3 separate regions of the Homo sapiens genome follow, and regions 2 and 3 are each linked to region 1. Evidence: chromatin contacts called from ENCODE Hi-C or POLR2A ChIA-PET data. All regions are on one chromosome and are shown on one strand. Each heading gives the region's core, a stretch centred on a gene start or an enhancer-like site at or near the end of the contact. The rest is flanking DNA. Distances are from core to core; before and after follow the strand shown. Region 1 overlaps ARID1B (AT-rich interaction domain 1B). Region 2 overlaps ARID1B (AT-rich interaction domain 1B). Region 3 overlaps ARID1B (AT-rich interaction domain 1B).

The links. Hi-C counts contacts between places; a loop is a spot of excess contacts on that map. ChIA-PET counts read pairs that join two places held with the same protein, here RNA polymerase II (POLR2A). Pooled maps may share reads with other maps.
Region 2: a map with no recorded cell type shows a loop between it and region 1 (1.9-fold over the local background). The contact joins two enhancer-like sites. A Hi-C loop is called at or near these places in 1 of 168 maps with a recorded cell type or tissue (heart right ventricle), 1 of 37 single-sample maps with no recorded cell type and 4 of 50 pooled maps. POLR2A ChIA-PET finds 5 or more read pairs at or near these places in 11 of 52 experiments (BJ, CD4-positive, alpha-beta T cell, IMR-90 and 6 more).
Region 3: a loop to region 1 is called in a pooled map, with 4 times the contacts of the local background. The contact joins two enhancer-like sites. A Hi-C loop is called at or near these places in 2 of 168 maps with a recorded cell type or tissue (IMR-90 and cardiac septum), 3 of 37 single-sample maps with no recorded cell type and 2 of 50 pooled maps. POLR2A ChIA-PET finds 5 or more read pairs at or near these places in 6 of 52 experiments (GM12878, OCI-LY7, RWPE1 and 3 more).

The regions. Positions count from the first base shown.
Region 1 is chr6:156,917,213-156,921,467 of GRCh38, reverse strand. The region is part of intron 3 of ARID1B (AT-rich interaction domain 1B); the gene reads right to left. Among named protein-coding and RNA genes, the nearest start is that of MIR4466, 140 kb to the right of the region's middle. RefSeq lists an enhancer at 3,954-4,013. Within about 2 kb of position 2,690, at least 3 of the 41 ENCODE cell types and tissues checked have a DNase peak (open chromatin) inside an H3K27ac peak, as active enhancers do.
Region 2 is chr6:156,951,046-156,955,717 of GRCh38, reverse strand. The region is part of intron 4 of ARID1B (AT-rich interaction domain 1B); the gene reads right to left. Among named protein-coding and RNA genes, the nearest start is that of MIR4466, 170 kb to the right of the region's middle. Within about 2 kb of position 1,962, at least 9 of the 41 ENCODE cell types and tissues checked have a DNase peak (open chromatin) inside an H3K27ac peak, as active enhancers do.
Region 3 is chr6:156,874,894-156,879,615 of GRCh38, reverse strand. The region is part of intron 2 of ARID1B (AT-rich interaction domain 1B); the gene reads right to left. Among named protein-coding and RNA genes, the nearest start is that of MIR4466, 98 kb to the right of the region's middle. Within about 2 kb of position 3,167, at least 2 of the 41 ENCODE cell types and tissues checked have a DNase peak (open chromatin) inside an H3K27ac peak, as active enhancers do.

The DNA.
Region 1 (4,255 bases), core at 1,441-3,940:
TGTGTGTGTGTGTGTGTGTGTGTGTGTGTTTTCCCATCAAGTGCTATTACTGTAGAAGACTTTTTACCTTTTAAACAGTCAAATTTCCATTTGGGAAAAAACATAAAGATGACTCCAGAAATCTGAAATTATCATCAATTACATCAAAATTAAATTAAAATAAAATTTATTTATTTACCCACTTTATTTATTTCTTTAGTCACTTTATGTTAAACACCTCCAACTTTCCAAGGAGGGCAAGCTATATATTCATCCCACTTTATGTTAAAATGAACACCTCCAACTTTCCAAGCAAGGTGACTAATATATTCATCCTGAAGTTAATCCCCCACTGCTCTTCCATAAGGAAAGCAGACATGAGAACTACTGCTTTCAAGCAAGGAAGATACACCAAATATTTGGCAACTGGTAAAACAGTGGGGTCCAGGGTCCTGGAGTCCCCCTGCTAATTAATTAATTAATTACTGCCTGTAATCCCTCAGCTACTCAGGAGGCTGAGGCAGGAGAATCACTTGAACCTGGGAGGCGGAGGTTGTGGTGAGCTGAGATTGCACCACTGCCCTCCAGCCTGGGCAACGAGAGTGAAACTCTGTCAAAAAAAAAAAAGAAAAGAAAAGAACAAGAAAAAGAGAAAGAAAAGAAAACCACAGCTGTATACATACCAAAGGGCCTTCCCTGCCCGACTTCCTGACACCATCTTCTTCTGTCTCCCTAGGCTAATGCAAAGAGACATAAACCCATTCCTCTCCCAAAAGCCTAGCACTTTGGGGAAAATCAATCAGTGACCTAAGCTGGTTCTGTTCTTTCTTTTGCAGAAAAAAAGAAAAAGGTGACCACTGCCCACATTAGCAAATGCTAAAAATAATGCTACATTTCAAACATCTGAAGATAATCTTCCTCTGGAATACAATATACATAGAGCTTGTTACTCTAATTAAAAATTTTAAAAATCAAAGAAACTGATGAAGAAAGAACTTTATGTATAAATTATGTTTTATTTCATTTTTCATAGTTTAACATATTGAAATGAGCATGTTAAAGACAAATGAAAGCAGCTGAGAGTAGCAAAAAAACAATCCAGGAAAAAAATAATTCCCCAATTTCCCTTGTGTCAGAATATAAATATCAAGGAAAGAGAATTAGTGAATATATAATGAGCCTCGATGATACTTTTAACTGCACACTGCATTCTCTTCCCAACTTCATCCCTCAATACCAATGGGGGCAGGAGCAGGGTATCAGAGAGGAAGACAGATGGGCTGTCAGGCCCAGGGAGCTGAAGGGGAGGGAGGTGAAGGGGTGCAATGAGGAGGCTTGCTCGGAGAGCGCCAGTTCTACCCAACTTTCTGGTTTAGAAGAGCAGGCTTCTTCTTCCACTGGCTGCTGAGTCTGGGGAACTAGGACTAAAAACTAGAGAACAAGGCAATGTCCACTCATGCGTGAAGACATCTGGTTCAATTCCATAAATCCTCCTCTGGCGGGAGAGAGGGATCACCCACCTACAGTTAGTTATAGCAGTGTTAGGATCAGAGAAGGAGGTGAAGCTTAATTGCTCTTTAGACTAAACCCTCCTCTTAAGGTGTTTGAAGTTTTTCTTTAGCCTTTGATGAAATATATCATTCATTCATTCATTTAAAGAGCCAAGGTCTCACTCTGTGACCCAGGCTGGAGTGCAGTGGTGCGATCAGAGCTCACTGCAGCCTTGAACTCCTGGGCTCAGGGATCCTCCTGCCTCAGCCTCCTGAGCAGCTGGAGCTACAGATGTCCGCTAACACGCCCAACTAAGAAATACATCTTCAACAATCTAAGGTTTTCCTCTCCTGCCTCCATGGTAGACAGTCATGCCCAGCTGATGTGATCTCCTCCACATTTCAGTTAAACTGGGCTAAGCAGCTGCCCAACAGTGTCTGAGATGCTTCAAACCAGGACACAGCTGGCCACACACTCCAGGCCTGCCTGGCTTCCTGGCTACTCTTCTCAGGAGGAGCCTTCCATCCCCTTTCTAAAATTAGTATTGAAAATATTATTACTATATAATTCCTCACTTCCTGGTTTTAATTCTGGTACTAGAAAGAAAAAAAAAACTTAAAATATATGTTAAATATGAAAATGAATACATAGCATTATCAAATTATGATCCAATGCAATTAAATTCCCAATTATACTTCAAAACATATTAAAAAAACACTGAAAGTTTTCCATTAAAAGCCAAAAATGCTTCGATACTAGAAGTGATGTGTATAAAATCTGAGGATTTTTCTCTTGCTTTCTTCTGCTACTATTAAGGAAAAGCAAAGGCCCAGGCAGACATAGTTGCAACTAACTACAGATTCACCCTGATTTCTACAGCAATTAAGAAAACCAAATTCATACCAAAAGACATTCTAACATTCTCAAAATGTTATTTTTCTTCATTCTTCAATGGGTCTTTTTTTCTACTTTTTTTATTTTAAGAAGCTTTCAGGAATAACGCCACCAAAACACACAATAAACTGAAACTGTTAACGCAGCAAATTACACCTATATTCAAAACGAGTGCTGAGCTTTTACTATACTAGTTTTTCCCCCAAGGGAGAAAAAGGGAACAGAGAGAGGAAGGTCACTAGTCCTCATTCCCATCCTCCTGGCATCAGTCATCCTGCCAGAGCGAGCGCAGGCAGGCTGGTGGCTCCTGCAGCCTATCTAACCCCACCTCTGTGCTCCCAAAACCGGCCCCAACACAAGGTTAGAAGCCCCAAGTCAACAATCAGAGTCTAGGAATAGGCCTTGCTCAGCCACTAAGTGACCCAGAAGTTGTCTCCTCGGATGCTTACAAGCTCTTCAAACTTAAAAGGAAATCTCCCTCAGCAATGGTTCAAAGCCTGAGACAACTGTAGCAAGAAGAAAGAAAAAGATTCAAAATTCAAACATAACCCAAGTCTTCACTAATAATATCCTTTAAAACAAAGAATAACATTAACTATATTCTGGTTTTTACTGAGTTAATAGACTGTGTTAATATCCAAAAACTAAGCAATTAATGGCAACAAACTATATATGTCCTTGTTTTTTTGCTCTTATAATAAAATCTTAAAATAAGTGAAATGAACACTTCAGTGGCTTTCCACAGGCCTTGTAAGGTTAATTTTCCCCCAAAATCTGCAGGATTGGCTTATAAATTAAATTTTGGTCTTATTTCTATATAAGAAACAGATTTGCATAATATAAATAACAACAATATAAGGAACTGTTTACCCCACAATGGATCACAGCCTCTGTCCCTAATGTGACTTCTGTGTTCCTTCAATGACTTGAGTGGCATGCTGTTACAAGCTTTAAATCAAAAATATATTTCACTATGTTTTTAGCTTTAAAAAAAGTATTTTTTCTAAGTTAAGCTCCTTTGAAAGATTTTGCTTACTATGTGGATTATGATGGATATTTTATGTTAAAAAATTGAAACCTATTTTACCCCCATGTTCCAGTACTATTTTGTTCTTTTCCAAATGATTGCCCATGTGCCAAGTACTTCCAGTTCACGGCATCTCTTTTAAAAATTGCTGACCAAAAAGATGTCTGAAGAAAGATATTTTAGAAAATATCATTTAAACACCCATCTACCTACTCTCATAAAAGTAGACTCAGATTTCCACTTGGTCCAACTACCAAGTGATCTACTGCTAGAAGTTAACTGCTAAACTAGTACTATTTTCTGTTTTAAATGATATTGAACAATAAATAACCTCATTTCATTTTTAATCACTGAGGCAAAGGCAATATAAATCACCAGTTCCCACCATAATTAATATGCTCCATCTAAATGACCTTGACTGTTAACTGACCTCATTGTCTACTTCAGTATCTCTCAGGAATGGGCATCCCCTCTATTTTCACTAACAAGGAACTGGCCCTATCCCAGGATCACTTCTTCTCTCACCAGCAAAGTCTTCCTCATTCTTCCAGACTTCCTCTGAGACACTTTTATCAACATCTTCTCCTAAGCCTCACAACACTAGAATCACAGCTTGAAACACACCCCTCCCACGGCACCGTCAACCCTCCTGTTCAACTAGGGGCTCCTTTAGGTCAGCAACAACGTCTGACTCAACACTAGATTCCCACATGCAAAACAGTCCCAAGCCCAAAGGGGCTCATAAAATGGTTTATGTTTTGCTTGTCCAACAGACCCTGAGGTAAATAAGTACACTTTCATAATACCCATTATTTCTCTTAAGAATCCGAAACAACTATATCAACTTGAAGAGAAACTATACGT
Region 2 (4,672 bases), core at 713-3,212, 35 kb before region 1:
TAGGTTCTCCTACCTTTTCTTGATGTTTATCTTGGCTGTTCCTCCTGGACACAGGGAAGGAGCTGAGGCGTATCACTCAGGTGGCAAGGTGAACTAGCTTAAAAGGTAGATTTTCTCCTCTCATGTAGAAAACTTGATAAAGATAAAATTATGTCAATAGCAAATTATGTATAACTTTCAATTATTACAGAGCCTTTATATGTGTTACATCATTGGAAGTCATATATAATCCACAATAAGTCATTCTGGAAGACAGCACTATAACATATACAGAAAGGACTATAGCGTTGTTCTGGATCCCCACCTAGCCTCAGATAAAGTCTCTAGGACAGGATTGTGGTTAATATGTAATGTATGGCCTGGAACATACAGTAGCTCTAGGTTTATCACACCTGGTTGAATGGCAATAACCAGAATGTCAGAAAGCTCTGGATTTAGCCTATTTAACTTTCTGTATTAAGAGCTATCATGAGATACAAATTCAGAGGGGACACAAAGGTAGGAATTACACTAAATACAACAGATGCCAGATTCAGGATCCTAACACACGTTAGCAAGCTTGAACAACAGCCCCGACCCAGTCCAACAGCAGCCAGGAAGGGTCGATGAGCACTTGAGCTCAGGTGCAGGATGGATGAGACGTATCCTTCAGAGCAGCTCCCATCACAGTGGCAAGAGTGGGCTGCAGCTGCCGCAAAGCCCTGCAGACCCTGACGCCTCCGATACACGGCAGCGTGACGGTCCAACACAAAGCGGGCCAGGTGGCCTCCGCCAGCCATGCCTTTGGAGCCTGCCCTTTGGTTGTGGATATCACATTTAGAGGTGCTTATACAAAAATGAAGCTCATTAAGGAATTAAGAATAGGGTGCAGGGGAACTTGAGACCACACAGTGGGGGAAATAGTTAAAGTAACTATTAATAGCCCAGAAGAAATCCTAGTAAATGAAAACTATCTTCAAATACGTGAACAGCCGTCATATAGAAGAAGGATTTAGATTTACCTTGTGTGGTTTAAGAAGGCAGAAGTAGAACCAGGATTTAAAAAAACAAACAAAAAAAACAGTTCGAGCTAATGTAAGGAAAAACTTCCTAAACAATTTAAATTACCACAAATAAAATACCTCATAAAGTAATAAATTCTGTATCACAAGACATTAAAAATGATGTTTTAGTAGCAGTTTATGTATCAGGTAGACAGGGACTTGTATATACCATACAAACTATTAAGATTCATCTTTATTCTAAAGACAAAATACTCACAGATAAAAAAAAATCATATGTATGTGTGTGCAAACGGCCTCATTCCACACAGGCTGACTATGTCAGAGCATATTGCTTCGAAAGTTACATCAACTAAAGCATTTTCAAAATGTCCAACAGTTCTCCAGAACCATAAACTGTCCTTCCTTTACTATCTCATGTGAGGGTATAGTTCAGGAAAGGGGCTAACTAGAAACTTGAAACCAAAGAGACATCTTGATCAATATTATCACTCATACATTAAAAAAAAAAAAGAACTTCATTTTTAATATTTTAAAAGCTTAGTTCCTTAGAACTTTGTCTCCTCTGAAATTGTCCAAGATCAAGCAGATAATGGGCTAAGTCCAAAAAATAAAGGAGCAACAGAGCAAATCTGACTGCGTGTTTGAAAAAGCCTATAAAATGTTACAAGCAAAACAGGAAAGCCTGTGTTAATAATGCATAAACCAAAAGAGAAAAAAAAGCTGCCCATTTAATGGAATAATGCTTTTATCCTTGCAGTTAAAATGAAATAAACCATGACTATTAATCTAGTAAGACCATGTAAAAATGTAATTTTTAAACATTTACTAAAAGGGGATAGTTCAGTAACCACTCTAAAAATCAAGGCCTTGTGTACAGCAGTGTTTAAACGCTAAATACCAATCTCCTGTCTGCGGAGGCCATTACCCACCCTGTCACCATAGCAACGCTAACAGTATGCCTGACTTCAAAGACAAAGATGTAATTTCAGACTTCCAGCAGCCAGAGGGAGTGGTAAGAATATTCTACCCAAGCAGTGTCAGCTGATGATAAATTATAAAAATATCCAGGAAGGTTATGAGGCGGACGGTACCACATATTCTCATATTCCTGGGGGAAGACTTACATTAGTCAAACATACTAGGAGACAGAGAGAGTAAAACAAAAAGTAAACAAGAAAGAATCTCAATGGAGTCCGATTTTTTTCTTTTTTTAAAATTACATAGTACAGAGTTCTAGCCTTCCTTTTCTCTTGCTCCCAGGAGAAAATAAAAATAGTTTCTACCATCTTCTTTCTCATTCAAATTAAGAGTGACTGCAGACCTGCATGAATGTTCCAAGGGACTTGCAAAACCACCTCTATAACTGCTACTTCTATATTTGTGAAACTCTGGCGTTTGTCAAAAACCGTTTTAAGCACCAGTAGTCAGCTAAGGGGGCTGAGTGGATCCCTGTGTTGAAGCTGCAGAGGGCAGCCGTCCATTCTAGCACTTGGAGCTTTGCTTTCCAACCACCCAATCTAACCCCAACATACTCAAGATATTTTTAAAGCCCTGTGAAGGGGAAAACACTGAAAAACAATTTGCCAATTTGTAAGTTTTTGTGTCTTAAAAAAATAATAATAAGTGCATAAAGCTGACACAGTACTGTTTCACAATTACGCAGTTGACCAGATTTTAAAAGCACTAGCCCTAGAGTTGAGGTTGAGAATGCCACAAAATGCCCAGCTAGTAATTTTCCCAGAGGTAATGAAATACAAAAGAATAAAGTTGGAGCTAAAGTCTTCTTGAAGATTCCCTACAAGGAAGAATTGCCAGACTCCAAGGATTTTCGCTTACTCGAAGAAAGTCATAAATGACTAGCCTGGCCAGCAAACACACAGATGTAAGTTTTACTACAATATTATTGTTTTACAAGAATGAATATATACATTAAATTCTCTTTCTGTTGAATTCTCTTGTATGGTTTTAGGCTCAAAAAAGTCTAGTTCCCTTACTAACAGGAGCATGACACGGCTGCCTCTTTCAACAGACCCTGCTCCCCACTCCCAAAGGTGGATGAATGGTCAGAAGGGTGTGGAGTCCAACAAGGGCTGGTGTCAAGATCCCTGCCCCCACTGCTCACCGGCCTGCTGCCCACAACCACTCTCAGCAACCAAAGTGCACAGGAGCCACGGCAGCCCGACCTTCTTCCCACGACCAACCATGGGGGGCAGGATGGGAAATCAAGCCAGCCTCAGTGTCCCCACCACCCCTGCTAGCCTTTTGCTGGAGGTGGACCTATGATGGAGTTCCATGTTACTCCTTAGGAGCACAGCTCCAATTTTATAACGTATTCAAAGTCAGTAAGTTCGAGAAAAATAAAGCACATAAATTCACTCACAAACTGTTATCATCCTAACTATTAAGCTATTAGTGGCATGCATGTTCTGTAAAATTTAGACCATCACTAGTCTCATCAATTAATCTTGAGCCCTCATCTTTAAACCCAAGGATCAGCAATCTTCTTCCCAGAAAAACAAGCTAAATTACAAATGTCACTCACACACCTATCCCTCAAAACAAAGAAAAACACATGTATAAAAAAACACTCTCTTCACAATTCAACTCTTTCCTGACTAAATGGGTTTCCACCCTGGTACACGTTTTATGCTTATAAAATAATTATTTTTAAAAATTATTGTGAAATAAAAATGGGTTCAATAAGCTACTTCTTTGGACAGAGTAACAAAGTAGTTAAGCAAGTTACAGCAAAAACAGATAATTATTCAATCATTTATGTGGCATGACACCTAATTTAGGCCTTTGATAATTTTCCCAAACATGAAACCACTTTTTTAGCACTATATTAAAAACTCATATTTTGGACTCATTATTCACTATTTTCAAAAGAGTATATATTCCTTTATAAAGTATTTCCTTTTACAATATAATAAAAGAAAAATAATATTCCTTTCTTAAGAAATGAAGTGTTGGCCAGGTGCGGTGGCTCACACCTGTAATCCCAACACTTTGGAAGGCTGAGGCGGGCGGATCACGAGGTCAGGAGATTGAGACCATCCTGGCTAATACAGTGAAACCCCATCTCTACTAAAAACACAAAAAATTAGTTGGGCGTGGTGGCGGGCGCCTGTAGTCCCAGCTACTCAGGAGGCTGAGGCAGAAGAATGGCGTAAACCCAGGAGGTGGAGCTTGCAGTGAGCCGAGATGGCACCACTGCACTCCAGCCTGGATGACAGAGCGAGACTCCATTTCAAAAAAAAAAGAAAAAGAAAGAAAATAAATGAAGTGTTTTACTTTAATAATTAGGTAATCCCAATTTTTCCCCTTTACTTTGCTAGTCAGGAATGTAGCCTTAAATTTAATCATTATTCATCAGTAACTGCATTATCATGGTTTGTTTGCTTCTCTCTTTTTCAAACTTTTTTAAGAATTTGTAATCCGCTTGGAGCAGTCTTTGTTTATACAAACGTTTTACTGTAAGTCAGCTCAAATCCTTTCTGGAAGCACAAGGGTTATAAATTCTATATAAAAACATCATAGGATATGAAACATTCTGTCACACCAGGACTCTTTCAGTTAAAAGTGGCCACTGGTATATTTAAAAATAACCATTTATTTATAATTTTCAGGGATACATGTTGAAAGAATACCTCATCCAAGCTATTTTT
Region 3 (4,722 bases), core at 1,918-4,417, 42 kb after region 1:
TCTTACAGTACTTGTTTTGAGGCACTTCATTCCCAAAACACATTTTCCATTGTTGTAATCTTTTAAAGTGCTCATCTATCTGGCTTCTACAGCAATTTGCGAGTGTGAAACAAATATGCAATTCACAGAGGGAAAAAAGGGCAAAGGCTTAATTTACGATACTCTCATTTGCCAGAGTGTAGAGCTGTGGGGCACAGCCACAAAAGTGATTGTAAATTCCACTGGTCTAATGAACAGATACAGTTTTCCTAATTTTTATTGCTGTACTCCACAGCTGAGTGATTGTCAGGCCAACGCCAAAGCACAGGTTCCATTTGAATGACATATGGCTTCAGTCAACCAGAGAGATGTTCAACATTAAACAACACAAGTAGACAGAACAAGAATACAAAATGCCAAATTAGCCCTCGCAGAACCAGATACCCTAGTACACATCTCAGTCCTTTGGAAGAGGCTCCGAGTGCGTGGGTATGATGCGAACACTCCTCCCTGGCCCCTTGCAGCAATGCACAGGGCACAGCCGGGATAGGCTGGTGCGGAGGAGAGCCTCCATGGGCACTGGAGTCAGAAGCTGTAGTTCCGCCCTCAACAGCTAACTGTCCTACCTACATCAGACTGCTTTACCTCTTTGTCCAGCAGTTTCCTTACCTCCTCCTTACAAAATGGCACTACAATACTTCCTCCACCTCACTCAATGAAATGCTGATGCAAAAACACTTCCTAAATGGTCAATCACGATGCAAACAAACCCATGATGATGACAATTCTCTTACCAACAAACACTTCCTAAAGCAAGCCCAGTGCAATTGCAAGCATTAAAGCAGCAATGTAGCGACCACCTGTCCAACCATTTGGCTGCCCAAGCTATGAACCCTCTTCTGGGATTTGGGTAACTCCTCACCTTATTATGAGCCTGATAGGAGGCAGACTCCACTTCCCAAAAGAGAGGCTGGAAAGGCCAAACACTTACTTGCTTTCCCAAACTAGAAACTAGAGTAACTGGAGTTACAGGCAGCTAGATTATTGACCCAGCCAATCAGATGCACATGCCCTGGTCTTTGACTCATTAGCCAGTAATACAAAGAAACAAGGAGAGGAGGAACTTCTCCTTGCAGTACACACAGCAATACCCAATTTCAGGTGTGTGCACATGTGTCTGCCACCAGGATGCCAGTGGGGCGATATGGAGGTACAAGTTGTGTCTGGCATGCTCAGGTCTTCTCTGTACTTGTGACCTGTTTTTGCAGCATCCTCATGGTGTGGTCTCCCTTGTTCCTGCCCTTCTGGCAATTCTGTGAGCTTCCCAACAGCCTGTCAATTCCTTTTCTGCTTGAATTGGCTAGACTCGGTCTTCATCGCTTACACCTAAGAATCCTCGCTGACACAAGGTAAAATGGTACCTTGAAATGGTAGCCAGATAAGTGGAGAAACTAAAGGAGAGCCTCAAAATGTGTGGCACCACAAAGCAAAAACAGAAGGCAGAACGTGACGCCCAGCTGGCAGAGGCATGAGGAAGGGCAACCGCCTGATCAAGTATGTAGAGTGAGAGAAGCCCTTCAAAAGATCTTACGTAACTAATCAAAAGTCAAGGATAAACATGGGCCAGACGCGGTGGTTCACGCCTGTAATCCCAACACTTTGGGAGGCTGAGGCAGGTGGATTACTTGTGGTCAGGAGTTCGAGACCAGCCTGGCCAACATGGCAAAACCGTGTCTCTACTAAAAATACAAAAAAAAAAATTAGCTAGGTATGGAGGCACACGCCTGTAGTCCCAGATACTCAGGAGGCTGGGGCACGAGAAGTGCTTGAACCCGAGCAGCAGAGGTTGCAGTGAGCCAAGATGGCACCACTGCACTTCAGCCTGGGTGACAGAGCGAGACTCTGTCTCACTTAAAAAAAAAAAAAAAGGATAAATATGGTTATGCAAGAAGGCCTACAGGTGGCATGGACCCAACTTTCAGAGGCCGGCAGCTCCAATGTGTTCCTTCTTTTAGCATTCATTGAGACCTTATGTGCCAGACTCTGAAAATACTCATGAGGGTCACAAGTTCAGCAGGGGACACATTCAATAGCTACAGGTAATTTTAATATAGGGAGACACGTTATTGAAGTAGACGTTGAATAAATGTAGGTGGAGCCAGCAGGCAAGGAAGAAGCACGGAGAAAGAGACACCTGAAGGAAACAGGAGAGGGGAAGGAGTGCGGGTCCACAGGCAACAGTACAGCACAGTGCAGAGTGAAACACAGCACCATGCAATCTCGAACTGCAAGCATCTCAGTAAAGTGGTGCTTAGATCCAGGCTGGAGAGCTGAGAGCAATAGGGGTGAACAGGAAGACAGGAGTCCAGAAGGGTCATGCCATCAGACTCACAAGTTTGGATTTTATTTCACAACAGATATTCACTAAAGAACTTTAAGCAGGAGAATAACATATCAGATTTTCATTTTATTTTAACAAGATTACTGTGAAAGCTCTTTGTGAAAGAATAAATAATAAGTGGTTGCTAAACATTCGGGATTCATAGAACCTTTGAGAGTATATTGGCCAGAAAAATGCATCTACACACATATATAGAAATCTTAATATTTAATTTCCGGGAGGCTGAGGCAGGAGAATCGCTTGAACCTGCGAGGCAGAGGTTGCAGTGAGCCGAGATCACGCCACTGCACTCCAGCCTGGCAACAAAGCAAGACTCCATCTCAAAAACAAACAAACAACAACAACAAAAAAAATTAATATTTAATTCCAAAGGATTCGCAGCATCCTGAGGTCCATCTGTGAACACTCAGGGGTCTGTGGACCTCAGAGTGAGAATGATCTGGAAGTAGGAGGGCGATAACTGGCAGATACACTGGTTGAGGGGCTAAAGCAACTGCCCACGCCAGTGACGGCAACAGCCTCAACTTGGGTAAAGGCTATGAAGACGGGGCACACAGAAAGTGTCTGGGACAGTCTTCAGGAATTAGTGATCAAGTGGAGGAGGGTAGTGAGGGAAAAACACCAAGGATAATAACTTCCCAGGCGGGCAACTTAAGAGATTGAGCAGTGCCATGTTTTTATGGGGGCAAACGGTGGACTGGGGAAAAGAAACACCATGAGTATACTCGGAACTGGGATGCTGGAGGCGCCCCCAGGTGGACATGCCCAGCCGGCATCAGCAGTGAGTCTCGGGCTGAGTGGGCCGTGGTCCAGGGTAGAGCCACTGGAACCAGGACGAGACAGCTGAGCCTACACAGATATCGAGGCCCAAGTCCACAAGGCAAACCCAGGACTCAACCTAAAATCCACAGGGCCGGATGGGTGAGGCTGAGGAAAGAGGCCCACAGTTCACTGAGAACACCACCACAATATCATCTTACAAACATTAATACAAACTTATTAATCTGTGCATGTGATTTATTCACACAGTCACATCAGTGCTATCTACTCCAAAATATAAAGCTTTGGCAAATTTCTTTAAATAATTCTGTTCAGTGCCTGGTAGGTACCACGGGAAAGTCAACACTATCATCCAGAGATACAACTCTAAATTTTTTCAGAGACCCAACTTCAAAAAGGACAGTGTATGCAGACAAATTTTAAAGATGCTTTAAAAATACCCATATAATTTGGAATATTCAACAGTACACTTCAGTAACACTAAAATCTGGAATGGAATTTGCAATTTCAGGAAAGCAGTTCTTTAACAGAAGTATTTAGCACGTTATATAAACATGTTATTCAAAGAAATGTACAACACAGGGGATTTTCATCACATTTACTACATTTGTTAGCCAAAACGTAGCCCTCTTGTAATCACCAAGAGAGTTGCAGTAAAACCTCTATAATATTAAACAACAGCACAACACGGCAGTAAGCCATCCTTTTATTAAGACAAAGAAAACATACTTAATACGCGCAGCTTTCTTTGCCACTTCTTTCCTGAGGAACTCATTTTAAACAGCAGCTCACTGAAAAGGCATGAACTGTTTAAATCTGAACAGAGACTCGCATCTTTATTTTGTGAGGAGAAGCTGGCAGGGAGAAAGACTGTGATAATTTTAAGGTTCTATCAGTCTCATGCTAAAATCTAGAGTGTGAAATAAAAATAATCAAAAACATTAATCCAGAATCGAATACAGCTGGTCAATGAAAACTTTCTCACCTCACCTGGCTTTTAACATTGACCATTACAAATGCAATTAATTTTGAATAAATGGCAAAGTGTTCCATACATTTTTAAGGAAGAAAATATAGATGTCACTAACTGGACTGGAAAATGGATGCAGATATGAAGAAAGCTTATGGTACTCAAATGAGTGATTTGTAAAGCTCTGAAAGTTGATCATGCAATGCACAACCACAACCATTTCCTATGAAGCTAAAGAATGACTTTCCTTCCATACACTGAGTTCCTGCTACACAACATATGGCAGTGTGATGGTGTAGTGCTCGTTTAGTGAAGGAATGCGGGAACAATGAATAAATGAATGGCCATCAGCCTCAAATATATATCTAGACACTACTCTTAATCTATATACTCAAATAGGCCATTTAGAGATGGTCTTTCAAAGAATACTGTAAAATTTAGCAAGTAAAAGTAGATCCTATATGTTAACTAAAGTCAAATATTTACCTGATCAGTTACTATGGGTGGGCTATTCCACTTTGTGCCACAGCGATAAAATCCAGATGTGGCTCCTGCTCTTAAGGGCCTTAAAGGAGCAAAGGACCCATATTCC